Regions from separate parts of the Homo sapiens genome. Here all the other regions are linked to region 1. The links are chromatin contacts, found by Hi-C or POLR2A ChIA-PET in ENCODE. All regions are on one chromosome and are shown on one strand. Each heading gives the region's core, a stretch centred on a gene start or an enhancer-like site at or near the end of the contact. The rest is flanking DNA. Distances are from core to core; before and after follow the strand shown. Region 1 has its middle 130 kb from the start of ZNF532. Region 2 overlaps ALPK2 (alpha kinase 2). Region 3 overlaps ALPK2 (alpha kinase 2). Region 4 holds the start of LMAN1 (lectin, mannose binding 1). Region 5 holds the start of LINC03110 (long intergenic non-protein coding RNA 3110).

Region 1 (5,354 bases), core at 1,536-4,035:
GCTGTTCTACCCTGAAGCTCTGGTGGGCATGCCTCACCAGTGTCAGCAGGCTAGTGAGTTTCCATCCTAGGATCTTTGACCAACAGTGAAATTTCCTCTTGAAATTTTTGGGCAGCCAAGAAATTTATAAAATATGACTCAGAGGAACCCTTCATCTATCCCAAAGGATAGTCTGAAAATAAAAAGTAATGTGCCAAATGTAGGATGCTATTTGTGCAATTTACACACACACGCATGCACACACACGCACACACACACGCTTTGCAAATATCAGATGCTGTAAGGATTCCAGATTGTAGCTCTTAATTTTAACATACATCTTCTAAACAAAGAACCTACCCTTAATTACCTTAAAAACTTGGCTCCTACTCAAGAGGTGTAACTCACTCTGCTTAAATGCATCCTTGAAACTTCTTGTTTTCTTTGACAATTTTTGTTTTTCTTTTCTCAGTTATGAATCTCACACCCTTACCGAGTTAGCTGTAAGCCTTTGGAATATGACAATGTGAATGTCTTTCTTTATAAAGATCATGATAACCAGAAAACAATCTATAGTAGATGCACAGAACATAAATAGAAAGGATTATTCATAACATCCCACTACAGCAGTCAAACCACAAACCATCCAGCAAGACAGGGAGAAACAAAATACATCCCCAACAACCAGAAAACAAATTACAAAATGGCAGTAATAAGTTCTCACCTGTCAGTAGTTACTTTGAATGTAAATGGGTTAAATTTTCTAATATGAGGACAGAGTGGCTGAATGGATTAAAAAAAAGACCTAAGTACCCGACTGTATGCTGCCTACAAGAGACTCAACTCTCTTAAGGATGCACATAGACTGAAAATGAAGGAATGAGAAGATACTGTATGCAAATGGAACCAGAAGAGAGCAGAGGGTAGCTATACCTACATCAGACAAAGCAACTTTAAGTCAGAAGCAATAAAAGAGACAAAGGACATTATATAACAATGAAAGGGTCAATTCATCAAGAGGATACAATAATTATAAATGTATCCAACATTGAATGAAGCACCTAAATATATAAAGCAAATATTAATAGATCTGAAGGGAGATAGAAACTATAATACAATAATAGTAGGGGACATCAATACCCCACTTTCAATAATGGATTACCATCCAGACAGAAAATTAATAAGGAAACATTGGACTTGAACTACACTTTATGACCTGACAGACATATACAGAACATCCCATCCAACAGCAACAGGATACACATTTTTCTCAAGTACACACAGAACTTTCTCCAGGATGGATCATATGTTTGGCTGCAATACAAATCTAAACAAATTTCAGGGGATCAAAATTACCTTAAGTATCTTTTCTGACCACAATGGTGTGAAACTTGAAATCAGTAACAGGAGAAATCTTGGAAAATTCACAAATAAGTAGAAATTAAACAACATGGGTCAAAGAAGAAATAAAAAAGAAAATCAAAAAAATCTTGAGACAAATAGCAACTATGTACCAAACACCTATGGGATGCAGCAGAAGCCATTCCAAGAGGGAAATTTATAGCAAGAAATGCCCATATTTCTGTGAAAAGTCTCTCTTCATGCTACTAGAAGTTTCTGGAGTAGCCAGTTGTCATTCTATAGTCACTGTTACCCCCAATCAACCCATTCTGAACAGCCCAGCCTCAGTTCACATGGTTTGAGTATAAGGCTGAATTTGAGACTAGGCTACTCTCAGTCTTTTCAGAGTATTTTCTTTTCACATCCATTTTTTCTTCACAGTCCCAATGGATTTTGAATGTTTTAGTAACGATTCAATACATTGGATAAAACTTTAATGATCTTAGCCTACATTTTTCTAGGCATTTGCTCATTTATATTTGCTGCCTTCTTTGGAAATCTAGATTTGGGGGTACCCTAGATCCTGTTTCAATTAAGGTCCCAGCAGAATGCAGTGCAGCACACTGCAAAAGGTTTAACTTTCAAGAAATTAAGGAAGGGACTATACACAGAGCTGTGTGCTGGAACAAGGCCTGAGAAGCCTGAGTAGGGGTGGAAGCTGGAGCTGTGGGAAAAGGGCACTCAGGAAGAGCCACTGCCAGAGCCACAGTGAAGCCAGGAAGGTGTGGGGAGCGGAATCACCAGGAGGCCCTCTCATCACACTCAAAGATTTCCTGCCCGCACCTCCCACCTGCCAAAGCTAAATACAAGCTAGATGACAAGGCAGCCACAGTAATAGTCTATAGATGTCCGTGTGTTGGGCACAAAACAGGACAAAGAAGGGTGGATGAAGGATCTGGGTTTCCGAGTGGGAGGTTATAATGATCACTGACACGTGGCATGCACTTTCAGGAGTGCGTGTTCTATGCCTGTTTTGTCAACATGCATTTTGTCCCCTACAGGCAGGCTCTCCAATGGAATACGGTACTTCAGATTCTACATTTACCCTTTCTAATTACCTTGCCAGGTTTCTCCTGGAATTATACCTTTTCCCTAGTGGTTATTTTTATGCAAGGAAACAGAATCACATTTCCCAGAAGATATTCCTTACCAGTTTCTAAATTCAATTTATGAGGTTAGTTCTGACTCATCACGTAGCGCTATTTATAATGTTTCCCAGTATTTAAGGGAACTGATTATTAAATTTGCTGTGCTATTTTATTGCAAGCTGCTTTATCCTTGAGCTTTTCTTATAGTTAGAACTGTACATTACATGACCATGGCAGATCTATTTGCAAATACAATCCTTGGCAAGACCATGTTTTCACCCGGGGGAGTTCTATAATTAGAGTCCACCATAGCACACCTCCAAGTCCAACTCAGTTCCAGAAAGTGTGGGTTTCGCCCCTGAGTCCATGAGTCATTTCCTGACCTTCAGGTCATGTCATGCTTAATTGGATTGGTTATTTTTGGAGAACAAATGCTATTTGTTTTTTAAAAAAGAACAAGGTAGGCACAGGTCCGCTGATCAGAGAGGATGGTGTGATGTTGACAAGAGTTAACGGGAAGTAGAGCAACATCTTCCACCCTTTCCAAGGTGGAAACAGATGCATCTGTAAGCAGGAGTAATGAATGTCTCTACTTTGCCAGTTCAGCACCTGAACTTCCCTTTCCAGTGTTGGGGGTACCTGCCATTGTATGAATCTTGGCAAGAGATAGATCTTACCTCCCACTGCAGAATCCAGAAGGTCACTCACCCTGACTCCCAGCAGCCTAACTTCAGGCACGGGATGACCAAAACTATGCTCCTGCTCGACTCTTCAGTAGGTGATACAAAGGAGCGGGCCAGTTCAACACCATTTGTCTGGTGGCGTGATGGCAGCATAGTGGCAATGGCCGTGGTGACTCTGAATTGAGAGTAGACTTGTGAACTGTTTGTCAAGGTGAGGGAAGTCAGTTTGTCTTTAAGGAACTACTGAATGTCTTGGACACAAGCAGTGCCAACATCATGGGGAGAACCTAAAGTTTAGACTCTTGGTTCCCTCTGAATAAGACACCAGCTAAACAACATGCCAGTCTCTGTTGTTTCAGAAGAGACCAAAATAAATGGAAGCGAGTGCCTTTCAATTGCTATAAGACCAGCCCCGGAAGACCTCCCTGCTCCCGTCACCATATCTAACCTCACCTCCTATCACTTCCCCCTACTCCCATGTCACTCCTTTTCGTTCCTATCCACGATTCATATTCCTGTTACAGGACCTTGGCACATGCTCTTCCTTCTCGTGGAATGCTCTTTCCCCAGTTCTCATGAGGGTTTTTCACATGTTTCACATCCGGTCCATGCAGAAGTCCCCCGCCTGGAGAGCCTTCCCCAATTCCCTTACTGAAATGTGCCCACCCCACTGAGCACACACCTGCTTTGCCACTCTCCATCTCCGCTTCCCATTATTTTTCTCCCTGGCACTTATCACTGCCTGACATGATATGCTTATGTGCTAAGTGTCTGCCATCCCCTGGAAGAATGTTCTAAGATTTTCCATGAACTCTCTGCTTGCTTTCTAATCTGAAACTGCCATTTCCTCTCATTGCAAGAGGCATTCTTCCTTTTGCGGCCTGAGAGCAGTGGGTATTAGTTATATTTTCCCCTTTGATCCTTATTCTGGACAGTCAAAACTGATCCTTGTTTTCTCAAACCCATTGCCAAGTGATGGGAGCCCGAATGCCCTTTCCTTTTTAATAGTTACTTGAATAAAGTGACCGTGTCATAAATAATAGCACCAGCCGGTTGATTGCTGCTGCTTCCGGAAACGTTAGAGGCCTGCTTTCAGGAAACGAAGGCATTATTTATTTTCATGTCCTATTTTTATGCCCAGCAAACTGCTTGCAAAAAACAAAAAACAAAAAACAAAACAGGTACCTAAAATATTTTTGTAAAATGACTGAGCTTCCTTGAGCCTTGATTAGTCATAATTTTTTTTTTCTTAGGGGTTGGGACAAACAGAAGGATCTTGAGCTATTAATTACCCAGAAGTAAGATCCTCTTTTTCTTTTTTATTTAGGTAGTATTTTTAAACCATCGTAAGTGGTTTTTATTCCTAATGATTAAAATGTGGAGGTGGGTTCTGCTCATTATATTTTTTCTCCACTTGAAAAAAGATGAAGTATTTAATGCTGAATTCTAAAAGCAATGTCATTCTTACTTTCAGTGACTACATGACATCAGCAACTAACCCGGGAATAAATCCAAGTTTCAGAGATTTTTCTGTTTAATCATTCATACAGACTTCCCTTGGTATTGGCAGTGGAAAAGTTCCAGAACCACTTCCTGTGGATACCAAAATCCACTGATATTCCTGGATATAAAATGGTCTAGTATTTGCATATAATCTACATTCCCCTCTATACTTTAAATCATCTCTACAGTACGTACAACACCTAATACGATATAAGAACTTGTTACACTATATTGTTTTATTTGTATTTTTAAAAGTTGTTTTTTTTTTTCCCCTCTGAATCTTCTTTCCACCATTGATTCAAACTGTGGATTTGAAACCAGCAGACTGCATTCAAATTATCTAAACCTCTAGTTTTTTCAATCCCCTCTCTCACCCTTTTCTAAGGTAGAAAGATGGTTAAGCAAAACAAAACCCAAAAAGCAACTTGGCAGTGGGAGCTCTAATGCTAACAAACATTTATTTAGGACTCGGGATTCTATAAATGTTTCTGTATCATGAGCTTTAAGTTCATACTACAATGCAACTGTGTGAAGTAGGCTGAGTTCATAATTTTACAGATAGGGAAATTGAACCTGCTTCTGTAAGAGCCAGGACTTAAACCCTGGTTTCTGGCACCAAATTCGGTTTCCTTCTTCCTACAAGTTGTTGATTTATCTACATATTCCAAGTTGGATGCTTTCATTTTTACATGGAAATTTC
Region 2 (5,354 bases), core at 1,064-3,563, 470 kb before region 1:
GGAGCTATTTTATGCTTTACAGTAAGCCCATTTCCTCTGGCAGGTCAACCCTAACTGACTTACCTTTAGTATCCTGGCGACTTGACAGCTGTTTGAGAACTAGAAGAAGACAAAGCAGAGAATGGCTTCAGTACAGATGTCCATTGTGAACGGGCAGGGGCCAGTGGTTTTTCATTGAAAACTGTGGTTTACCTTCAGCTGTGAGGTTAAATTCAGCAGTCACTTTTCCGTAGCTGTTCTTGATGCAGCAGTAATAGAGTCCCTGGTCCTTCGGACTGGCTTGCACGATGGCAAAGGAAACAGTGGAGTTGTCCCCTGCACTGCAATGAGGAATATTCACATTGACACACTTCATCATTCTACAGTTGCATTTTTTCCTAATATACTTAAGGAGAAAGAAGCTAAGACTTCCCTGCTCACATGTTTTCAGCCAGTGAGCTGCCCAAAGGGCAAAATCACGATCAGCTGTTTAAATAATTGATTTATCCACAGAGGAGAGTCATTACATTTTGGCTAACACGCTCACTCCAATAAGCAGTAGGTTTAACTGCCATGAGTAGAGCAAAGAATTGAAATTGTGAATTCTGGGAGCTGTTGTTAACATTTCTGCTCAGAATTCAGCTCAATTATGTGACTAATCCGGGTGTCCTGTGCTTGAAGGAAAGTCTGATAACTCCAAACCCAAACTTATACAGATACAATAAGGGACAAGAGAAAACGGGGTTCTTAGCTTTATGCTACATAAGGATTCGTGACTGAGGGCCCCTTTGTAATAGTGTCCTGTACTCCCCTAGTGAGGTACCAACCATCGAACCATTCACTCACCCAAAATTATTAAGTTCCGGTCACTGTGCTATGAAAACTAAAACTGGTGGTGGTGGTCATATTGGTGGTGATGATGACAGTGATGATGATGCCAATAGCTAATGTGCACTGAGCATTTGGTATGTACCAGGCATTGTGCCAAATCACATAAAGATCAATTTCATGATGCCCTCAGAACAACCTAATGAGAGAACTATGTTTACTATTCTCAGTTTGCAGATGAGGAAACTGAGGCATAGAAAAATTTAAGCAAATGATTTTGACTTCATTAAGCTGCCTCCCCAAGTAAATTATGGTTCCCGCCCTCAAGTCTGGGATAATTTGAAACATAGGGAGAGCCACATATTTATTCCAAAGTCTCAAACAAAAAACTTACTCTACAGCAAAAAAAAAAAAAAAAAAAGGATATTCAGACGTTGTTCTGGTTTTGTTCTTTAAAATGAACTTTGTTTAAACATTCACCAAGATTCTGTGTATGTATGTGTATACATGTGTGTGGTGTACATTTTAGCTTGGGTTCGTTTCATAGTTTAACAACAAAAATTCACCTAGCTTGAGTTTGTCTCAGTTGCATGTTCAAAAACAGTGTTCATTATTGGTTGGTTTTTCAATAGACTTCAAGCCTCCAATATATACATTCCTTCCCTGGAATATACCAGTGGCTTAAAACAAAGTTCACTAAACCATTCTACTTCCTTCATTCCTGGGGTCTCTGAACATATCCCACTGTATGGTTAAAACTGGATGTGAACAAGTCCAGTTATAAGGGGAAGACTTCCGGACAGGGCAGTAAAACACAGAGTGGGCCACAGAGGAGGCTTGTGGAAAGTCCTTCTCCAAGGCTCTAGGATTGGCACAGCCTTTCTGTCATTGAAAGGGGAAGGCAAGGGCTACCCGAAGGGCTGGGGGCTGAACTAGAACTGTCCTGTGAACATCTTCCTTCCAGCCTAGAAATTCTCTGATACTTGGCCCAGAACCACGAAGACCGTTTTTCCTGGCTTGGCCCATGGTCCCCACCCAAGGCTTTCTTCTAGAAGGAATACATGTAGGAGTCAGAAAGGTCTGGATCCCAACCCTGAGGCCGACCTCAGGTGTGCTATGTAGCCTGTCACCCTCAATTTCCTCCTCTGTGAAAGCAGAATGAGCAAGATCACCGCTCAGATGTGTCATGAGGAGTAACGTGTCATGACACCGGCGTGTGAAGCTTCAGCGAAAAGCCCAGTCTTGAGCGTGGTCACGAGTCATTACTTCGTGGTGAGCAGTAGTATTAGTGGGGAACAGTAGTATTAGTGTGCTTTCTCCATGATACAAAACTACCTCGGAAGTCCCAAAGAGTTCTATCCAACATTTGTGGAGTATCTGCTCTGTGCTTAGTACTGGGGGATTCAATGATGAAAAAGAAAAAAAAAAAAAAAAAAAGGCACAGTCCTTGCCCTTGAGGGTCTTCTAGTCTGGGAGGAAATGGACAAACAGAAAATACCAATACAGCTGTAGAAAGCAGTAACAAGTGATCTTGTGCCTTTTTTAACCAAGAGGGTAAGTTCAGTTTCATATCCTCTTACCCTGTAAGGGACAAATCTTTTTACCTTAGGAAATGGCTACAGACAGCAGAACAGCAGTGGTGATTAGCTGTGCAGACAAATGCAAAAGAAGCCCATGTCCAGAGTGTGATCAGAAGAACACAAAGAGTGAAGTTGGCTGCAGGGAGAGGGTACTTAGCATGGGGACTTCTCTGAGAGATCCCATCATCCATCACCAGCCCTAAGGAGCCAGGGCTTGGCAGCACCCCCACCCACCACTCAGTCTGGGCTGAGAAGTCCTCGGGTTGTTTCTCCCAGGGCCATCCAAGGAGATCCTCCCATCCCAGCAGCCAGCTCCTCATCCACTGGTTCCCAGCGGGAACAACATGACCTGTGCTCCATGACCTTGCTCAGCTATCAGTAGGGCCGCTCTACGTGGACAGCTGCCCTTTCAAAAGCCCAGGGAACTCAGAAGGACCTCTCTCCCCAGAGTGGAGAATGGGTTCCTGGTTACCAAGAAGGTACTGATGGCCAAATAGCACCAGAGGGTGCCACCTTGAGGTCTCCATGAAGCCAAGACATGCCACTGCTACACAGAGACTCAAACCAAGCTACCACTTTCTTCTTCTTGGTTTCTTCGAAGTATATTAGTCTTGCCCTACCCACAAGAAAGTCTTCTGACACCTAATTTCCACGCTTTAGCCTGTTAAGGAAAGTACCCAAAACTTGCGGACAAAGGAAGAGGATCACAGTCATTGTTCAACAGGATCATTGAGGATGATCTAGTGAAAGAGAATGCTTTGCTATTTCCCATTTACACAGAACCCACTCAGACACTTTAAGTTACAGGTTAACTTTTAGGTTTCTGTGCAGTAGAAAAGATAACTCCCAAAGTTTATTACCTGTCAAACATTAACCAGTTTTATATCTATTTCAAAATGTATTTCCGCATTCCTTTGCCTGATGGACTATCTAAATCTTCATTCCTCAAATGCTCCTTTGAACAACTCTTGCCATTGTACAGGTTCCCTCATGATTTAGTAAGTTCAAGAAGACCTTTGCTCCACGTTCATATTATATTTGAGAGATTTCAACTCTTTGAAAATGATACAAGACAGTGACATATTTCATGGAGGCACAAATGAAGGGAAACGCTGGACTGGAAGTAGGCATGAGAGAAATTAGCAAACATTTGAAAACCCACTTGAAATAATATAAATGATCTCTCAATAAACAAATGAATTATAACTCTTAAATATTCTCAAGTGTTAGCATGGAGAAAGCAAATGGGTTCAACTAAGCCAGACACTGTCACCAAGGAGAAATGAAGCAAACATCACTAGGAATCAAAGGCCTTAGCCACGCGTCATCAGTAAGTAGAATGCTTACTAATGACATATGCTCCCCAGGGGAAGGTTAGGTTTATCGTAAATACACATCAAATGGAAAAGGGACCCGCAAATATTCAAGTGGTAATTCTGAGCTCAGAGCAAGGCTGATGAATGGAAAAACAGTGAAAATACTGGTTAATTGCTCTTGGCTGACAGCTTCAGAAAATAATTTAAAATGAATAATTAGTACCTTTTTAAGTGAAGCTCTAGGGAACCTCCTTGACTTAAAAAGCAAACCATTTCTTTTCCTTTATAATAATTCTTAAGCCATACCTAAGACAGGCAGGGTAATGGTGACATTTTAGGCAAAGTGGTTATGCTATCAATTACAATCCAGTTAGATGCTCTGGAGTGATGTTAGTAGAAATGAAATCATAGCTCAAGTATTCCATGATTACATTTGAGAAATAGTTTCCAGACATATGTTCCAAGCAGACATATATGATTTAATTAAACAGAAAACTCAGATTTTCTCACTTTTTCAGTCTACTGGTGACAAAATTAAGGGGATTGGAACCCCTCCCATTTCTTAGGGAGCTAAACTGGGAACCCTTTGGCAGAGGGTTGACTTTTGAACCAGGTGATTTGTTTCTAGATTGTGTCAGATGAAGCTTGAATTCATCAGTTCACTTGAACAAGCATTTATTGCCAAGAAAAGCTGCTTAAGGAAGCCAGTAATCAGGTTTATTCCACAGGGGATATTCTTGGCAATGATTCTCACGCTCATCTCTTGCCTCCTCATTCTTCTCTCCTTTATTATCTTAAGGACATGGCTGGACGCAGTGGGTCACTCCTGTAATCCCAGCACTTTGGGAGGCTGAGGCAGGTGGATCACTTGAGGCCAGGAGTTCAAGACCAGCCTGGGCAATGTGGCAAAACCCTGTCTCTACTAAAAATACAAAAGAAAATTAGCCAAGCATGGTGGTGTGCTCCAGTAATCCTAGGTACTCGGGAGGCTGAGGTGGGAGGATCACTTAAGCCCAGGAGGTGGAGGCTGCAGTGAGCCGTGATTGCACCACTATACTCCAGCCTGGGAGATGGGAGTAGCACCTTGTCTCAAAAATAAAAATAAAAATCATAGGGACCCAGAAATAAACAGGTTTTCCCATCTTAGTGATGGCTGCTGGTCACCCTCAATAGCTGTTACTTTTCTGTAACCTCATAGATTGCTGTTGTTGTTGTTTTTATTCATCTCCTTAGCTTTGTTTGACCTTTATCAGATTACTGGGAATTTATGAAACAGAAAACACACCCAAGTTAAATTCACAGACATACAGATGAGAGCTCTTTAATCTTAGGACCACAGAACCTCAGACTAGAATATCATTTGACATGTTCCTTCCCCTGATTTAAAAAATGTAGTGAAAGGTTGTGTGACTTCCCAAAACCCCAGAACTCAATTCTGGCAAAACCTGGGCAAGAATCCTCCATCATTTTCCCCATCCAGACACTTGTCTTCCGATATTTAGTCTTTTTTAATATTGTGGATGTGGAATCTCTGCTTCAATTTTCCTTTTCACGTCCTATAATTTATTCTTTTTTCTTTTTTACAACCATGTTGTGAAATAAACAAGCAACAACTGTGAAAAGTAACCAGGGAAAAACATCGCACCTTCTC
Region 3 (5,354 bases), core at 1,473-3,972, 430 kb before region 1:
GTATAAATTAGGTACACATGGAAGCTATTTTTGACTACAGGGATGCCCTTTAGTGGTTCACTACATTTATGTACCAAATGGCTCCCAAATTACCTGGAGCTGTGGATGTAATTTCTGAGGGTGAATTTATGTCTCAGCTCAGGCTGCTATCACAAAGGGCCGTATATTGGGTGGCTTAAATAAGAGACATTTATTTCTTCTAGTTATGGAAGCTGGGAAGTCCAAGACAAGGTGCTGCTGATTGAGTTCTTGGTGAGGGTTCTCTTCCTGACTTGCAGGTGGCTGCCTTCTCGTTGTGTCCTCAGATGGCAGAAAGAAGAGAGGAAGCAAGCTCTCTGGTGTCTCTCCTTACAAGGGTTCTAATCTGGTCATGGGGCCCCAGCCTCATGACCTCATCTAAACCCGATTACTTCCCACAGACTCCACCTGCTAATAGTATCACATTGGAGGTTAGGACTTGGACATATAAATTTTTAGGGGTTACAAACATTAGCCCATAGCACCTTAGGATTACAGAGTGATGCTCCCCCTGGGGGAATTTGGCAGCTCATATAATACAGTCTTACCATATATGGTCCTAGAAATATAAGAAAGGAAATGATATCCATATCTATTGGCTCAATTTTTTTTACAACACTCATTTTTAGAGCCCTTGGACTTTTGAGGGGCTCCTATCTAGCATCTAACTTTCAATATCTGCTCATGATCACACTATTCCCTCAGTGATCAAAGAAAAACATTCTCTTGCTGGCTTTTCGTCTCTTAAAGGATTTTTAAAAGCTGTAGTATTATAATATGCATCCTATTTTTCCAGTAAAACAGAGTGGAGCTCATGTTGTGAAACAGCTAGAAAGGGGGAACAGAGACATTTTGTTTTTAAAACCATGAAATGTATTGTCAGTTACCTTAGGTAAGAGTGAAAGAAGTGACTTTGAGACTGACTCATTTAGGCTAGAATTGGTGTGAGGTATAAGGGCATTAAGCTGAGAAAATGACCAGGACTGTAGCTTTGGTTCTGCCAATAAACAAATGGTGTGACCACAGGCAAAGAGATTACTCTTTCTCTCATGAACCTGTAAGTTTCTCAAGGGAAGAAACAACATATATATTGCTTTGTAAATTGTTTCCAAGCATTTAAAAAATATCTTTAAATATTTTCAAGGCATGATTTTTAATGCCTGCATAGTCCAAAGAATATTGTACCATAATATATTTTACCATTCCTCCATTGTTAGATTGTTCTCAGTGTTTCATTATTGTGAACCATGCTACAATGAAAAGACTCTTGTCCCGATGGCTCTATTTATACTTCTGATAATTTTATTAGGCTAATTACAGGGCCAAAATTTACATGTTAAAGGATTAGTAAATATCACCAATTTGACATCCAGAAGGGTTGTACTAATTTGCACTCTTGCCAGCAGTGTAAGAGAAAAATCTGTTTCCATACAGTCTTATTAGCATGAAGTATCATCACATTAAGAACAATCTCTGAAAATTGAGAAAGGAAGGAAAGGAGGAAGGCAGAAAGGAATGGAGTTGATAAGTTTATGATGAATTTCATGAATTGCGTATTTGATGTCTTTGTTCTTTTTTTTTTTTTTTTGAGATGGAGTTTCGCTCTTGTCGCCCAGGCTGGAGTGCAGTGGTGCGATCTCAGCTCGCTGCAGCCTCTGCCTCCCTGGTTCAAGCGATTCTCCTGCCTCAGCCTCCCACATAGCTGGGATTACAGACATGCGCTACCACACCCAGCTAATTTTGTATTTTTAGTAGAGATGGGGTTTCTCCATGTTGGTCAGGCTGGTCTCCAACTCCCGACCTCAGGTGATTCGCCCACCTCGGCCTCTCAAAGTGCTGGGATTACAGGCATGACCCACCACACCTGGCCCTGTTCATTTTTTATTAAGCTATTCATCTTTTCTTACATCACTTTCTTTGTACATCACAAGTGCTTTTCTAAGTTTTTATTTGTTTTTAATATCAGTTTATGGTGGGGGTTTTTGTGCAAAATTCTTACATCATCAGGTTTTTTTTTTTTCCTTTTTGCTTAGACAGACTTTCCTTACCATGAAAGCCACAGTCTCTTCCACTTTGTTTGATATTTATTTTGGCAGCTGATGTAAAATTAGGGATTCACAGGACCTCACTGCCTCGGAAATTAACAGATCTTCATGTTTGACCCCTTCAGTTTACACTGAGGAAAGAGGCCCAAAGAGAGGAAAGGAAATTACCCAAGGATATACAGTTGGTTAATGGCAGAACCAGAACTAAAATCTAGCTCCCAGTTTATGTCTTCCTTTTTTAAAAAAAATTTTTTTAAAAGTTTTCAATATTATCAGTAAAAATAATTTCCTTAAACATTTAAAAACATTAATCACCCCTCCAAATGTTAGGTTCCTTGCTTCCCTCTCCAGAGTTAATCCTATCATTTGAATGTATTCTTCCAGATCTAAAAAATAATTTTATGTGTTTATATATGTATATACAAATAACATATACTACTATGGAATGGTTGGGGGGCATAAATTGTATCGTATTGTATGTATTATTCTTCAGTGTACCTTTCTAATTCTATGTTGTTTTGAAGCATCCATCATTTGAGCAGGCCACATTTTATTTAGCCAGTTACCCATGAACATTTCCTTAGAAACGTTTCCTTAGAAATAATTCTACAACACACATGATGTCACATGCTTCCTTGGGCCTTCATGCAAGCTTCTCTCAAGAGTCGATATTGAGAAGTGAAACTGCTGCATCATGGCTAATGCCCTTTTCAGTTTTAAGAGATTTTAAGAGATTTTTAAAGAGATTTTGCCAAATTAATCTTACTGGCAATGTACCCATTTCCTTATAATATCAGCTTGGTACTGTACTTTTAATTTTTTTATCTATCTGATGAAAGATGTTATATCTTTAAAATTTGTATTTTCCTAATTACTCATAAGGTTGAGCAACTTCTTGCATATTTATTGACCATTTATCTCTTCCATAAACTTTGTATATATTTACCTTTTAAAAATAATTCAATTGTTACGGATGTTTTATCTATTTGATTTTTATATACCCTGGAAATTAATCTTTGTCTATTACAATGTCCTACATAAAAAGTGTATCACTTTAATTTTCTTAGTGGTATTTTTGTTCTATAGAAAAATTTTAATTTGATGTAATCAAAATTATTGATATTTCTCTTTTTTGTTCCTTCCTTCCTTCCTTCCTTCCTTCCTTCCTTCCTTCCTTTCTTTCTTTCTTTCTTCCTTTCTTCCTTTCTTTCTCTTTTTTGAGATGGAGTCTTGCTCTGTCACCCAGGCTGGAGTGCAGTGGTGCAACCTCTGCCTCCCGGATTCAAGCAATTCTTCTGCCTCAGCCTCCCGAGTAGCTGGGACTACAGGCGTGCACCACCACGCCCCGGCTAATTTTTGTATTTTTAGTAGAGATGGGATTTCACCATATTGGCCAGGCTGGTCTAGGACTCCTGACCTCATGATCCACCTGCCTCGGGCTCCCAAAGTGCTGGGATTATAGGCGTGAGCCACTGCACCAGGCCTATTATTTTCCCAAGAAGATCTTATATCTCTCAAGATCATGAAAATCATTTTGAAAAATTTTTTCAGTACTTTATAGTTTTTTAAAAATTTTAACTCAGAGATCAAATAACATCAGTTTATTGGGGGTCCATTGTAAGGTACTGATATCTTTTCCATATGGTGGCTAATTGTGTCAGCATTGAAGCACTTGTCTCTTCCCTACAAGTTGAAAGACTATTTCTATCCATAAACCAAATTCCAGTATTGGATTCTGTACTCTTTCCTCAGTTTGGTTTATCTACTTATGTACGGCAACTCCCACACTATCTCATGACCACAGCTTTATCATTTGTCTTGATATATGATTGGGTTAGTTCAATGCTTTTTCCATCTCCTTTCAGAGATGCAAATTCATCTTCTATCATAGCCAAAGAAGACCAACAAAGACCAACAGAGGCCATGTCTCGCATTCAGCTCCAACAGCAGGCAGTAGATTTGTTACAGAGACTAAAACCCACCTTATTGCCAAGTGACCCTCCTCTCACCAGCCTCCCCTGCTGCCACCCAAATTCCTGCCACTGAACTACTCCTCAAAATAAAACACAGCTGTAAAATGCACACCTGTTTTGGATTAGTTACAATAAATCAGGATCTGTACTTATTTCAGTTCCCCAGACAGGTGAAGAACAAGCTGCGTTTATAGCAAGCCAACTAGAAAGCAGAAGAAAATTCCAGTCACGAGTTTTTGTTTTTCCTCTTAGGGCAAAGGAGGTTACACTTGAGGAGCCTAAATTTCTTGTTGTTTCCAAACTCCTGTGAGTCTTTACAGAAATGCCTCTAAAAGTTGTAGTATTCTCTCTCTAGATCCATCTAACTGAGCCCATGGTTTCCAAACTTTAATGCCCAAGAGAATCCTCAGACCGCATATTAAAAATGCAGGTTCAGGCCTGCATTTATTTCTCAGACAGCATATTAAAAATGCAGGTTCAGGCCTGCATTTATTTCTCAGACAGCATATTAAAAATGCAGGTTCAGGCCTGCATATTTTTTCACGGTGGCTCATGTCTATAATCCCAGCACTTTGGGAGGCCGAAGCAGGCAGATCACCTGAGGTCAGGAGTTCGAGACCAGTGTGGCCAACATGACGAAACCCTGTCTCTACTTAAAAAAAAAAAAGGCCGGGCGTGATGGCAGGCCCCTGAGGTCCCAACTACTCGGAAGGCTGAGACAAGAGAATCGCTTGAACCTGGGAGGCGGAGGTTGCAGTGAGCCGAGATTGCGCCACTGCAGTCCAGCCTGGGTGACAGAGCAAGACTCTGCCTCAAAATTAATAAAAATGCAGGTTCAGCAAGTCTGTGGTAAAACTTAGGGACCTATGTTGTTTTTTTAAACACGCACCTCATCAGGTGATTCCAATGCAAATAGTCCAGGCCCTCACTTTAAGACACTGCCCTGGGGACTCCAAGCAGAGTAGAACCACCTGAACACGAGACATCCAAATCCTTAGTGCAGGCTGTTTGCCAGGACATGTTTCTGTAATGAGTTAGCTCTGTGAGATCGGTCTACAAGAGAATGATGTCAGTATAACCAACACGTGGCATTGGTTCATACGCAGTTTTTCTTTGGCAAAGGGAACCAGAATAGCTGGAATAAATTACAGAAAATTGAGCAGGAAAACAAGCCTTTGACTCAGCCTCTGCATTGGCAGCAGGGGCCCTATTAAGTTGTATTTTAACAGAATTTCAAATGCAGCCTGCCCTCAGTGGTCCTCTCTCCTAAGAAGCAAACTCCAAGCCCGTGTGTCTAAGGGCAGGTTGAGTGGCGCCC
Region 4 (5,354 bases), core at 1,570-4,069, 370 kb after region 1:
CTATTTCTCCTATTATTAGACTAGGTAATTACTAAAGGTCTATCAGACTTAAAATTTGAACAATTCTAGCTCTCAGATATTAACTAATTCTGAAACCCATGCTGGGAAATACAACTGTAACTGTAATCTCACTTTACAGGTAGAAAAAAGTTGACAAAAAGGAAAGCTGAGATACTTTAGTAGGATCAGTCACTGTTCACTGTTACTTACAAACATTCAAAGGATGGGGTGTGGGCATCATGGAAAGAGACTGAACACAGAATCAGAAGACCTAGATTTGAGTTCAACTTCACTGACACTTACTACTTATGTATCCTTTTTCAAAAACCTTAACCTTTCTGAACATCAGTTTTTCATCTATAAAACAGATAACACCCGCCTTGTCTACTAAGGATCAAATCAGAGAATGAAAGTGAAAGAACTCTGAGAGCTATAAAGGGTTACAAATTATCATTTTTTGCCCTTATGGCCTTAAGTGTACTAAAGGAACATTAGAGTTAAGAAAGAGAAACACCATAGATTTGGTCTTAATTTGGGGTTGAAGGTAAAGGGCTGTGTTTAAACTAGATCTTAAATTTCTCTACTTTTTTTTTAAAGTAATGAATTGCAGAGCAAAACGAAAAGAAAAAAATGATCAATGTAGTTACAGTGAGGCTTATGCAAAAACTACAGTGACAATGAAAGCAAGGGATGTCTATAGCAGAGATTCCCAGAGCCAGTAGCCAGATAAATCATGGCTAAAATACTAATACTTTGTTTCAAATTCATTCTAGCCACACGGCTTTAATTTACTGGTACATTATCTTGACATTTCTGCAGCAGAATAGATTAGTTGGTTCCGGCTCTGTAAAGGAAGTCAAGGTAGCTGATTTGACTAGTTGATTAACATTCCTAATTGGCTAATGTAGTGTATGTGAGTGTGAGAAAAAGAGAAAAGGGATAGAAGAACAGGCAGGCAGTGGAGAGGTGTAGAAGTGAAAATGTGTGAACAAATCCATCACTACTGAATAATTCATCATCCCACAAATAGAAACAAAAACTCCAAAAACTTGTGTTTGATATCATTTGCATCACCTTTGTGTATCAAGAATAGAGATACCTTGATAACAAATGCCCAGTAATATACCCTTGCTGCATGGGCACATAATAAATGACTGCTGAGTAACGAAATAACTGCACTCTACTTCAACTACTTAATGACTTGGTCATTAAGTCAAATTAAAATCTATACCTTTCAATTACACATTAATTTGAGAGAAATAGCGCTTCCTAAAAGGGTGCTTCCTATTCAGTAATTACTTTCTAGAAATGAAACATTTTGTTTCAAGAACTGGATAATCTAAAGTGATGTATAAAAACCTTATATAAAAGATTACTTATGGGGGAGGTGGGAGGGATAGCATTAGGAGATATACCTAATGTTAAATGACTAGTTAATGGGTGCAGCACACCAACATGGCAAATGTATACATACTAACCAACCTGCACGTTGTGCACATGTACCCTAAACCTTATAGTAAAAAAAAAAAAAAAAAAAAAGATTAATCACACACAAAGATAGAATTCAAACTGCCAGAGCTCCTCATCTCATATAAAGGCATTTGCCACTTGTTCAACGGGTATATCTGATGGTCACTGAACAGAGCTTATGTCATGCCAAGTGCTACGATTGACTCCTTAGTCAGCAGTGACACATCAGCACTAAAAAGTGCAGATATGTTTTCTTTCACGTAAGTAAATGCTCTAGCAAGGCTCTCTTATCTACAAAAGTGCCAAACACAGAGAGTGAATAAAATATGAACCCAAGATTATTTCAATGCTTCCAATTTTTTTAAAGGGCTAAAAATGTAATGCTATTCTTAGTCTCAGGTTCAGAAACAATCAATCCCTAAAAATATATCCCTTCTCCTAAAAAGTTACATAATGTGTTACTACGAGAGAAAAGATCAAAGACCACACCAAGTCACTGAGAGGAAAATGTGTAGTTCCAACAGTATAAGAATGTCTTCTGACATACAAAGACTTAAAAAATTACTCTAATACTACTATATGCCATCTCAGGAGCCGTCAGTGGGCATGGGGTTCAAGCGAAGCATTAACCATTGCTAACACCGGAGCAAAGAAATCGGGGATCGGGGGTGGGGGGTGGAAGCGGGAAAGGAAGTAAGGGGGCTTCTAGAACATGTCTCAGGTTGGGATGGCTGGGGGTAGGGCACATTTCTCCTAGAGACGTGGCGTTGTGAAACATGATACCTAGAAGCAAGTTTGAGTGCTAGGAAGTGTAGGAGGTAACCAAACACCTCTAGATCCAACGGAAAGTACCGACGAGATCAAAGAAGGGAAGACAGCAGGCGGGTGAGAGAGAACAGAATGGGTGAGGGAAAGACTCGGGGACAAGCGGAGGGAACCGTGCGAACCAGGAGGGACCCGGCGGAGGGGCTGCCAGGAGGGTCCCCTCCACAGCGCATATGGTGTGCAGCTGCTGGAACGGGAACCTCAGCACACCAGGGTAGCCGCGGATGAAAGGCGAAGAGGCAGCAGAAGGGGGAGAGGAACCCGGCCCCCAGCCCTCTGCTCCGGCTTACTCCCCGCGTGGGCCCAGAAGGGCACGGTCCCGTCGCTCTGCACCAGGTGCGGCCCCTTGAAGCTGTATTTGTACTCGAAACGGCGATGTGGCAACGCGACCGCGGGGTCTCCTCCCACGCCGTCGCCCCGGACGAAGCGACCGAGTGACAGCAGCAAGGCGCAGAACAGCGGCCGAACTCTGGCCCGGAGACCCCTTTGCCTGGATCCCGCCATCTTGGATTCTGGAACGCGGAGGAGGGCGGGAGAGGGAGGGGCGCGGATGGCTGCGGATGGCCAACAGGGCGCTCGCTGATTGGCAGAGCCCGGGGGACCCCCAAGGGCAAGGGGTGAGCCCCGCCCCCGGCCTCCGCTTTCCGCGCGGCCGCACGGCCAGGAGCAGCTGTGGGCGGGGCCACGCGCAGGGGGCGGGTCTGGGGCGGTGCGGTCCTTCGGCCCCGCCCACCCTCCGGGGGTGGGGAAAGGACTCCAACCTTCGCTTCCCGCGCGGCAGAGTGCGGGAAGCGCCGATGGGTCCTTACCTGCAGGGAGCTTTCTCCGGCTTCTTAGAATACCTGGGAGCAGGAATTGGCTAGCCCTAAGACCTCTGGACCCAGCCTGTACAAAACCTTTTTAGTATATTAGAAGAAAGGTGTTCCTTTTGATGTGACATCAGTTTTTCAGTGGCACAATCCCGAATGCTTATGGTCCCAGCCCACTGAGCTCTACCAAGCTATGTTAGAGCGTTGCAAACTAGAAACCAGCACCCACGGGGTTGTAGGATGCCTTAGGATTTATAAGTTGGTGTCGGAAAGAGGGTTTCTGTGAATTTGTCAGCCAGCCTTTACATCTCAAAATTTAATTCCAAGAGCTTTCCAAATTTTGAAACCATGGCAAGAGTGCATTCAAATGAAACTGACTTTGGTTTGGTTTGGTTTTGGTGAGAGGGATAATGTGCTATGGACCCAGGCGTCTGTAGAACCTGGACATTTGATATAGGATCGGTCTTCCACTCAATGAATACGTTCTATATTTTAAAGGGGACTCCTCTTTCCCTTGCTTAGGAAAAAATATCGTCAAAATATTCATGGTAATCCAAAGTTTTGTTTTTTCAAAAATGTGTCATGATGAGTTTTTCAAGTCCAAGAAACAGCAGTATGATTTATATTGTTTTTACACATGGCTTTTTATTAGCTCTGTTCGTGTGGGCTACATGAACGCCACACTAGCCCTAGGGACTCAATACCCGCATTACTTAAACTTATTTTTCATTAACTTCCCAGTTTTGGAAGTTGAATCCCATCTTCGGATTCATGGGCCATTACTGTTAAATCTCTTTCTAGTGCTCAAATAAAACCTTCAAGTTGAATATGGATTTAAGGCTTTCCGCCTGCTAGTCTCGAGATGTAATTTAAATGAAAGTACCATACTTACTGCTATCTCAGCAGCAGCAGTAACAAACATTTATCCACTGTATGGTGTATGTGCGTCATTGCCCTGGACTCTCCATGGTTTTCAACCCATAGGATTTAATCATTTTATTTTCTTTGGTTCTCTCATTGCTCTGGCAACCAGCTCTATGCCTTGCACAGAGTGAAGATTCCATAAATATTTGTTAAACAAACATTAATGTTATAAAAATGGCAAACACTTACTGAGTGCTTTCTGTGTGTAACTGCACTAAGCCTTCAACATATGTTAACTTATTGAATGCTGACAGCAGCCCTCTAAGGTAGATGCCATTAATATTTCCATTTACAGATGAGGAAACAGAAGCATAGATTAAATAATTTGCCCAATGTCACACAGTAAGTGGCAGAGGTAGGTTTCAATTCCAGCCATTCTATCATTGAAGCCTTCAATCTTAAGAACCGTTTTATGTTAAACATTATGTATATTAAGTATTTTCAATTCATTACGCATGATTTGAACTCATGAGGGACCTGAATTTCAAGCATAATACAAGTAAATATTTGTAATTTTGCTGAACCATAAATGTAAATCTTTATGTTCTGTGAAGCTGTTTCTTAAAAAAAAAACTGTTTTATTGAAGCATATTATATAGAGAAAATTATGCCAGCCTTAAGAATGTAACTCAATGAATTTTTCCCAAAATGAATACCTCCCATGCAACCAGCATCCAGATTTTTTTTTTAAAAAACACACATTTCTAGAGTTAATGGGTGCAGCACACCAACATGGCACATGTATACATATGTAACAAACCTGCACGTTGTGCACATGTACCCTAGAACTTAAAGTATAATAAAAAAAAATTTCTACTGGGTATGTAACTAGGAGTAGAGTTGCTGGGTCATAGTAGATCCTGCCAAATTTTCAGAGTGGTTGTGCTAATTTACACTGCCATCAGCAGTATGTGAGGGCTTCAGCTGTCTGACTTTTTTTGTTAGCTTGTAGAAACTCTTTATTCTGAATACCTGTCTCTGCTTGGATATATACATATAGCGAATATTTGCACCCACTTCGTGGGATGACTTTTCACTCTCTTAATGTTGTCTTTTAGTGAATAGATACTTATAATTTTAATATAGCTCAATTTACTATTTTCCCCCGTAAGGGTTTTTTGTGTGTCATGTCTGGGAATCTTGCTTGTTGTTTTGTCTAAGTTGTTAAACTTTAAATTTTATAGCATTTTTCCTTCAGAACTGAGAGCTTTTCGGTTTGAGTTAGATAAGACCATTTTACAAATAGCGAAATTGAGAAACTGGGCCTGGCAAACTGAAGTTTCAAGGATCAGAATGCTTTTACTCCAGGCCCCAGGAACTCTGGGC
Region 5 (5,354 bases), core at 1,371-3,870, 330 kb before region 1:
CTGCAGTTTATGCTTGCAGGGTCAGAAACCACACTTGGCAAACTGCAGAAGAAAAGGTAAAAGCAGGCCGGGCGTGGTGGCTCATGCCTGTAATCCCAGCACTTTGGGAGGCCAAGGTGGGCGGATCACGAGGTCAAGAGATCGAGACCATCCTGGCCAACATGGTGAAACCCCGTCTCTACTAAAAATACAAAAAATTAGCCGGGCGTGGTGGCAGGCACCTGTAATCCCAGCTACTTGGGAGGCTGAGGCAGGAGAATCACTTGAACCTGGGAGGTGGAGGTTGCAGTGAGCCAAGATGGCACCATTGCACTCCAGCCTGGGCAAAAAGAGTGAAACTCCGTCTCAGAAAGAAAAAAAAAAGGTAAAAGCATTAGATGGAATCACATGGAAACAGCCTACCTCCTTCCTTCCTCACTGCAGGCTTCTCATCTGAGCTCGGGAAAGGAGGAGCCTCCTAGATTTGATTATGTGATGATTACCCAAGATTGGACATTTTAATTACTAATTGCAAGACCTTTTTATTGCACATGAATAAATGGAATAGTCATATTGTCCCAAATTTAATCGAGGGTGGGACAAAGACTAATTCCACAGAATACATTTAAAGCAATAGTGGGAGTTAAAAGTAAAATTGCATTATAATTAGACCCTCCAAGTCCTGCCTGTTTAACTTAAGGTTGCTCACACTACTGAGGCGAGATAGAAAAGTAGTTGGTGAATTTCAATTGGAAAAGTGTAGCCATGGGAAGGAACCTAGGAGTCTCATCTCTCTCCTGAAGTTAATCTGCCCAATGTCTCAAAGGCCTCAAGAACTGTTCTCAGGGAAGTATTAGAATGCAAATAAAACCACCATTCTACTTTTGACTAGAAATCCTCTGGTGGTTGCCTGAGATGGGGAGGTATTGTTTAATGGGTATAGAGTTTCAGTTGGGGAAGATGAAAAAGTTCTGGAGATGAATGGTGATGTCACAACAATGTGAATGTACTTAATGCCACTAAATTGCACGCTAAAAAATGTTAAAATGGAAAATCTTATGTATTGTATATTTCATCACAATAAAAAAATAGCATAGGATGATTGTTTATCCACTGGGAAAATAAAATAAAATAATCATTATTACCTCTAAAACCAAAATAAAACCCTGATGGATGCTTTGCCAGTTAAAGCATCTTCAGAAAGATGACAAGAAGTTAGACACTGTATCCACAGGAACAATTTGGCTTAGGCAGAAAAGGGAGATTTGTAGGCTCACCCAACTGAACTGCAGGAAAGGTGGGTATGAGCTGGACCTCAGGACTGACCACACCTGGGACTGGAACACCACCCGCCCTTTCTCTGTCTCTTGTTTCTGCTTCTCTCAGTGCACCAGCCACTCTCTCCCACCACAGACTGGCTTCTTCTGCACAGCCTGTGGGACATGGCCACCGAACAGCTCAGACTCATACCTCACAGGTTTGCCACCTGAGCAAACCCAAGATCTTCCATCTGGTTGAAGGTCAGAAGTCTCAGGACTGAATTTGGGGAACATGCCTATCTGTAGCCAATCACTGAGTTAGGGAAGCAGATCAGTCAGAAACTGGGGGATCCCATTAAACCACACTGTGGAAAGCAGTATTCCTGAGAACAGAGTGCTACTCCACTCTAGGCAGACAAAGCAGTAGCCACCAGCTATCTGCACAGTCCTTCCCTTCTCTGGAACAGATCCCAAACAGTGCTGGGAAGACCTCAGCAGCACAGTTGGACCACCTATGTGCTCCTTCCGCCCTCATTACTTGTACATCCTGGATCCCTGGATTTCTTAGCTAATGCTGGGTTGGCAGAAATGAGGGGGAGGGGAGCAGTAGAATCCTGCCCTAAATTGCAGCCAGTCATCTGAGGTCATTTTTTCCTTGTCAATGCTATATCCCCAGAGGGTTGGACCCTTCTCTATTCTGTTATGCTTTATTCAGACAATTTCTAGAACAATGTTGGCCAGTATAGATGATTCCCGTCATTTTATCTCTACTACCTAGGTCCAAAGATTCCCCCCACAACCTTGTGAATCTCTGACTCAGTGTTATTAGTCTTAAAAACCCAGGTGCTGAACCAGACTATGCTGTGCTCCTCTTTGGAGTGAATCTTGGATTATCAAATAATCAAATAATGGCTAAGATCAGCCCTTGTTTCCCCATGTCCCTGCTTAGTGCCAGCTCTGTCTTCATCCCCTCCCAGGCTTGGCCACCCTTCTGCTGAGATGCACCCTAGCATGTTGCCCATAAAGGAATGTGAAAAAAGTATCTACACTTCTGAAGATAGTGTGCTCCACCCTTCAAAGCTTTAGGAAGATAAATTTAGACATAAAACAGGAAGTATTTCTCTGTGTGGCTAAGAGTGATCTAAGAGAAGTTATTTCCTCAAGATATTTTGAAGCTGTAGTGTGGGGAAACAGTTCTCAAACCCCAGTGTGGATCAGGATCACCTGGAGGGCTTACTAAGCTACATATTGTTGGGTCCACCCCAGAGTTTCGATTCAGTCGATCAGGGGATCAGAGGTGGGGCCTAAGAATTTGCATGTTTTTAACTCTTTTTTTTTTTTTTTTTTTTTGAGATGGAGTCTCGCTCTGTCACCCAGGCTGGAGTACAGTGGCAAGATCTCGACTCACTGCAACCTCTGCCTGCCGGGTTCAAGCAATTCTCCTGGCTCAGCCTCCCAAGTAGCTGGGATTACAGGTGCGTGCTGCCATACCCGGCTAATTTTTTATATTTTTGGTAGAGACAGGGTTTCGTCATGTTGGCCAGGCTGGTCTCAAACTCCTGACCTCAAGTGATCAGCCCACCTCAGCCTCCCAAAGTGCTGGGATTACAGGTGTGAGCCACCACACCCAGCCAGAATTTACATTTTTCAAAAGGTCCCTGATGTTGCTGAGGCAGGACCACACTTTAAGAACCACTATAGTAGAGGTTTAGGAAGAGACAGAGAAAAATCTCTCCAGGCTACAAGACTGTCTGATGCTGAAGGTCTTGGCCTAGGTCAGCTAAGGTGCTCTTTAGGGTTGATATTCTGTGATTGTTAAACAGGTGACTAAATATGTATCTGTGTCAAGCTACTCTTATTATCATTAAACAGTTCTTGACTGCTTACTTTATTAAAATATAAGAATTTCCAAGAGCTTCGGACCTCTGATCTATATATAACAGAACTTCATTAAGTATAACTCACTAAGTCACTTAGTGAAAAGCTTGAACTACAGAATAGTCTAACTAATTGCCCTTTCAAATAGGCATTTAACAATAATTTCAACTAGCCTCCTACAAAACTGTTTCACAGCAAAGCTTTCACTGATGTTTTTGCAAAATGAATTTAATTACTAATTATCATATAAGGATTAGCATATAGCTGATATGTAAATGTCTTAGGTATGATTTAAACTGTTGAGTCAACTGAACATGTACCTTCCTCTCCCACTTCCTCCAACAAATAAATCTTACTTGTATTTTAATTTAATACTGTGTCCATTCTTCTGAAATAGCTGTTTATTCTGAACATCTAATTTTAGACATATAACTAATATGGTACAATTTTCAACTGCCGGTTATTTAAATGCTGCCCCCTCCCTGACACAAATAAATCTTATTTACATATTATTTGCTTCATAAGTATTCCACCATCCTGCAGTCACTGTGATCATTGTCCCCAGCTAGTCTTTGATCTGTGATAATTGTCCACAGGTAGTCTTTGATCATATGTTCTCCTGTCTGGAGGAACTAATATGTCCTTCCAACTCTGCCCAGCCTTCAGGTACAATTTAGGCCCCTACTTTTCTCTTAGGCTTTCTTCAGCCACTGTAACTTTTTTAAGTTTCTCCCTTATCCAAAGTCCCTTACTACTTAGAACCTCGGAAGTAAAGGGACCTCAGAGAACATCCAGTCCACGCTGCCCTCTGTTTAAATGTGTCTACAGTGTACCACACCAAGGAACTCCCACACTCTGAATGAACAGCCCAGTGATCAGGAGCTTTGAATCAATTCTTGGCACCTAACAGTTTGTGAAGAGTCTGCTAAACTCCCTCTATCAGAAATCCCAGAGGACTGAGAACAGGTCATCCTTGGAGGTATGTAATACAGTATTTAACCACCTTTCTACCTGAGTGTGCTTACCTGCAAAGGGTAATGTCGATATTAACCGAGAATGATCATGGTTGTCACATTTAAACTAATAATAATAAAGTACACAATTTATTATGCAGAAAGAATCATGCCTTCATAATCAGTCTTCACAAAGATTCCTTTAACTCTCTGCACCCACCATTCCTAATCCTGGAAAATTATTTCTCTTTGCTCTTTGCTCATCCATAGGCTCTTTGACAAAAGTCTCCAGAAAACTACTGAACTACACACATCAACAATAAAGAAGTCCTAATGTCCAAAACCTTGCTTGTCACTTTTTTGTTTGTATAATTTATCTCCACAACTAGATCATAGGCTTCTAGAAAACATGAGTTCTGTTTTAAATTTTGTGCCCCTTGGCAGCTGTATCTGAATGGAGTCAGGATCTGGAAGCCCAAGTCTCCTTGTCAATGTCTGCTTGGTTCCCAAGGACACCTGTAAATGGAAGAGGGGCATAGTACACAGAAGACATTGCTGGCAAGTGTGGTCTCTTTACGATCAGGTGAGTCATCTGCTGAAATCTTTATAATAGACTTCTACCTTGATGGAATGGGTTGGACTAACGAGGAACCACCATTACTCCAAGGCCCAGAGCAGAGCTGGGCCATCAACTGTCTCCACACTTCCTGTCTTCTAGGTGCCACCCTGATCCCTCATTGCCTTTCAGCTGCATGTCTAAATCCCCACCCCACCCCTCATCTAGTTGGCTTTGATTCCAAGGACCTAGGACTGGAGTAGGGCTTTCACAAATAAGACAGCAGGAATGTAATGCAACCTAATGAGCAGACTAAGAAAGCATCTATACAGAAGAACAGACATACAAATACCAAGGCAGATAAGAGTGACAAAAGACAAAAAAAAAAAAAAAAAAAAGAGAGAGAGAGAGAAAAAGCTGAAGCCGGTCAGAATTCATCAGGGGATGGTGTATGTCTACCACCTCAGTGGTCCTTTAAAGGTAAACGGGCTTATTTTTCATGCACCAGCCTATGGTCCCTTCACTGGGACACTCTCAACATCCCCGGCTTTTTATAACTCTGGCTGGAAAGGTCAGCTCTGAACTCTTCCTGGGCAGGGAAAGGAGTTCACATAGGGATTGGGGATGGAGTACGGGAGCAGAGGAGCAGTGCCTATGTTAGAAACCGGTAGGAAGGCCGGGCGCGGTGGCTTGCGCCTGTAATCCCACCACTTTGAGAGGCTGAGGTGG

What was found. Hi-C counts contacts between places; a loop is a spot of excess contacts on that map. ChIA-PET counts read pairs that join two places held with the same protein, here RNA polymerase II (POLR2A). Pooled maps may share reads with other maps.
Region 2: a map with no recorded cell type shows a loop between it and region 1 (2.5-fold over the local background). The contact joins two enhancer-like sites. A Hi-C loop is called at or near these places in 6 of 37 single-sample maps with no recorded cell type and 3 of 50 pooled maps. POLR2A ChIA-PET finds 5 or more read pairs at or near these places in 1 of 52 experiments (GM12878).
Region 3: a loop to region 1 is called in a pooled map, with 3 times the contacts of the local background. The contact joins two enhancer-like sites. A Hi-C loop is called at or near these places in 3 of 37 single-sample maps with no recorded cell type and 1 of 50 pooled maps. POLR2A ChIA-PET finds 5 or more read pairs at or near these places in 2 of 52 experiments (A673 and GM12878).
Region 4: a loop to region 1 is called in a map with no recorded cell type, with 2.8 times the contacts of the local background. The contact joins the promoter of LMAN1 here to the enhancer-like site in region 1. A Hi-C loop is called at or near these places in 1 of 37 single-sample maps with no recorded cell type and 2 of 50 pooled maps. POLR2A ChIA-PET finds 5 or more read pairs at or near these places in 1 of 52 experiments (activated B cell).
Region 5: a loop to region 1 is called in a pooled map, with 4 times the contacts of the local background. The contact joins the promoter of LINC03110 here to the enhancer-like site in region 1. A Hi-C loop is called at or near these places in 4 of 37 single-sample maps with no recorded cell type and 2 of 50 pooled maps.

What each region holds. Positions count from the first base shown.
Region 1 is chr18:58,988,771-58,994,124 of GRCh38, forward strand. No RefSeq gene overlaps it. Among named protein-coding and RNA genes, the nearest start is that of ZNF532, 130 kb to the left of the region's middle. Within about 2 kb of position 2,786, at least 9 of the 41 ENCODE cell types and tissues checked have a DNase peak (open chromatin) inside an H3K27ac peak, as active enhancers do.
Region 2 is chr18:58,523,743-58,529,096 of GRCh38, forward strand. It overlaps ALPK2 (alpha kinase 2), which reads right to left. Exons shown (of 13, transcript NM_052947.4): 6 at 5,349-5,354; 7 at 193-320; 8 at 64-99. Among named protein-coding and RNA genes, the nearest start is that of ALPK2-AS1, 31 kb to the right of the region's middle. RefSeq lists a silencer at 2,326-2,405. Within about 2 kb of position 2,314, at least 5 of the 41 ENCODE cell types and tissues checked have a DNase peak (open chromatin) inside an H3K27ac peak, as active enhancers do.
Region 3 is chr18:58,562,534-58,567,887 of GRCh38, forward strand. All of the region lies in intron 4 of ALPK2 (alpha kinase 2), which reads right to left. It overlaps ALPK2-AS1 (ALPK2 antisense RNA 1), which reads left to right. Exons shown (of 2, transcript NR_188108.1): 2 at 3,929-4,145. Among named protein-coding and RNA genes, the nearest start is that of ALPK2-AS1, 8.2 kb to the left of the region's middle. RefSeq lists enhancers at 1-96, 157-286. Within about 2 kb of position 2,723, at least 2 of the 41 ENCODE cell types and tissues checked have a DNase peak (open chromatin) inside an H3K27ac peak, as active enhancers do.
Region 4 is chr18:59,356,446-59,361,799 of GRCh38, forward strand. It overlaps LMAN1 (lectin, mannose binding 1), which reads right to left and starts at 2,820. Exons shown (of 13, transcript NM_005570.4): 1 at 2,586-2,820. The coding sequence starts at 2,799. RefSeq lists enhancers at 2,235-2,334, 2,345-2,394, 2,585-2,774 and a silencer at 2,805-3,104.
Region 5 is chr18:58,655,919-58,661,272 of GRCh38, forward strand. It overlaps LINC03110 (long intergenic non-protein coding RNA 3110), which reads left to right and starts at 2,621. Exons shown (of 4, transcript NR_187442.1): 1 at 2,621-2,713; 2 at 3,945-4,095; 3 at 4,514-4,652.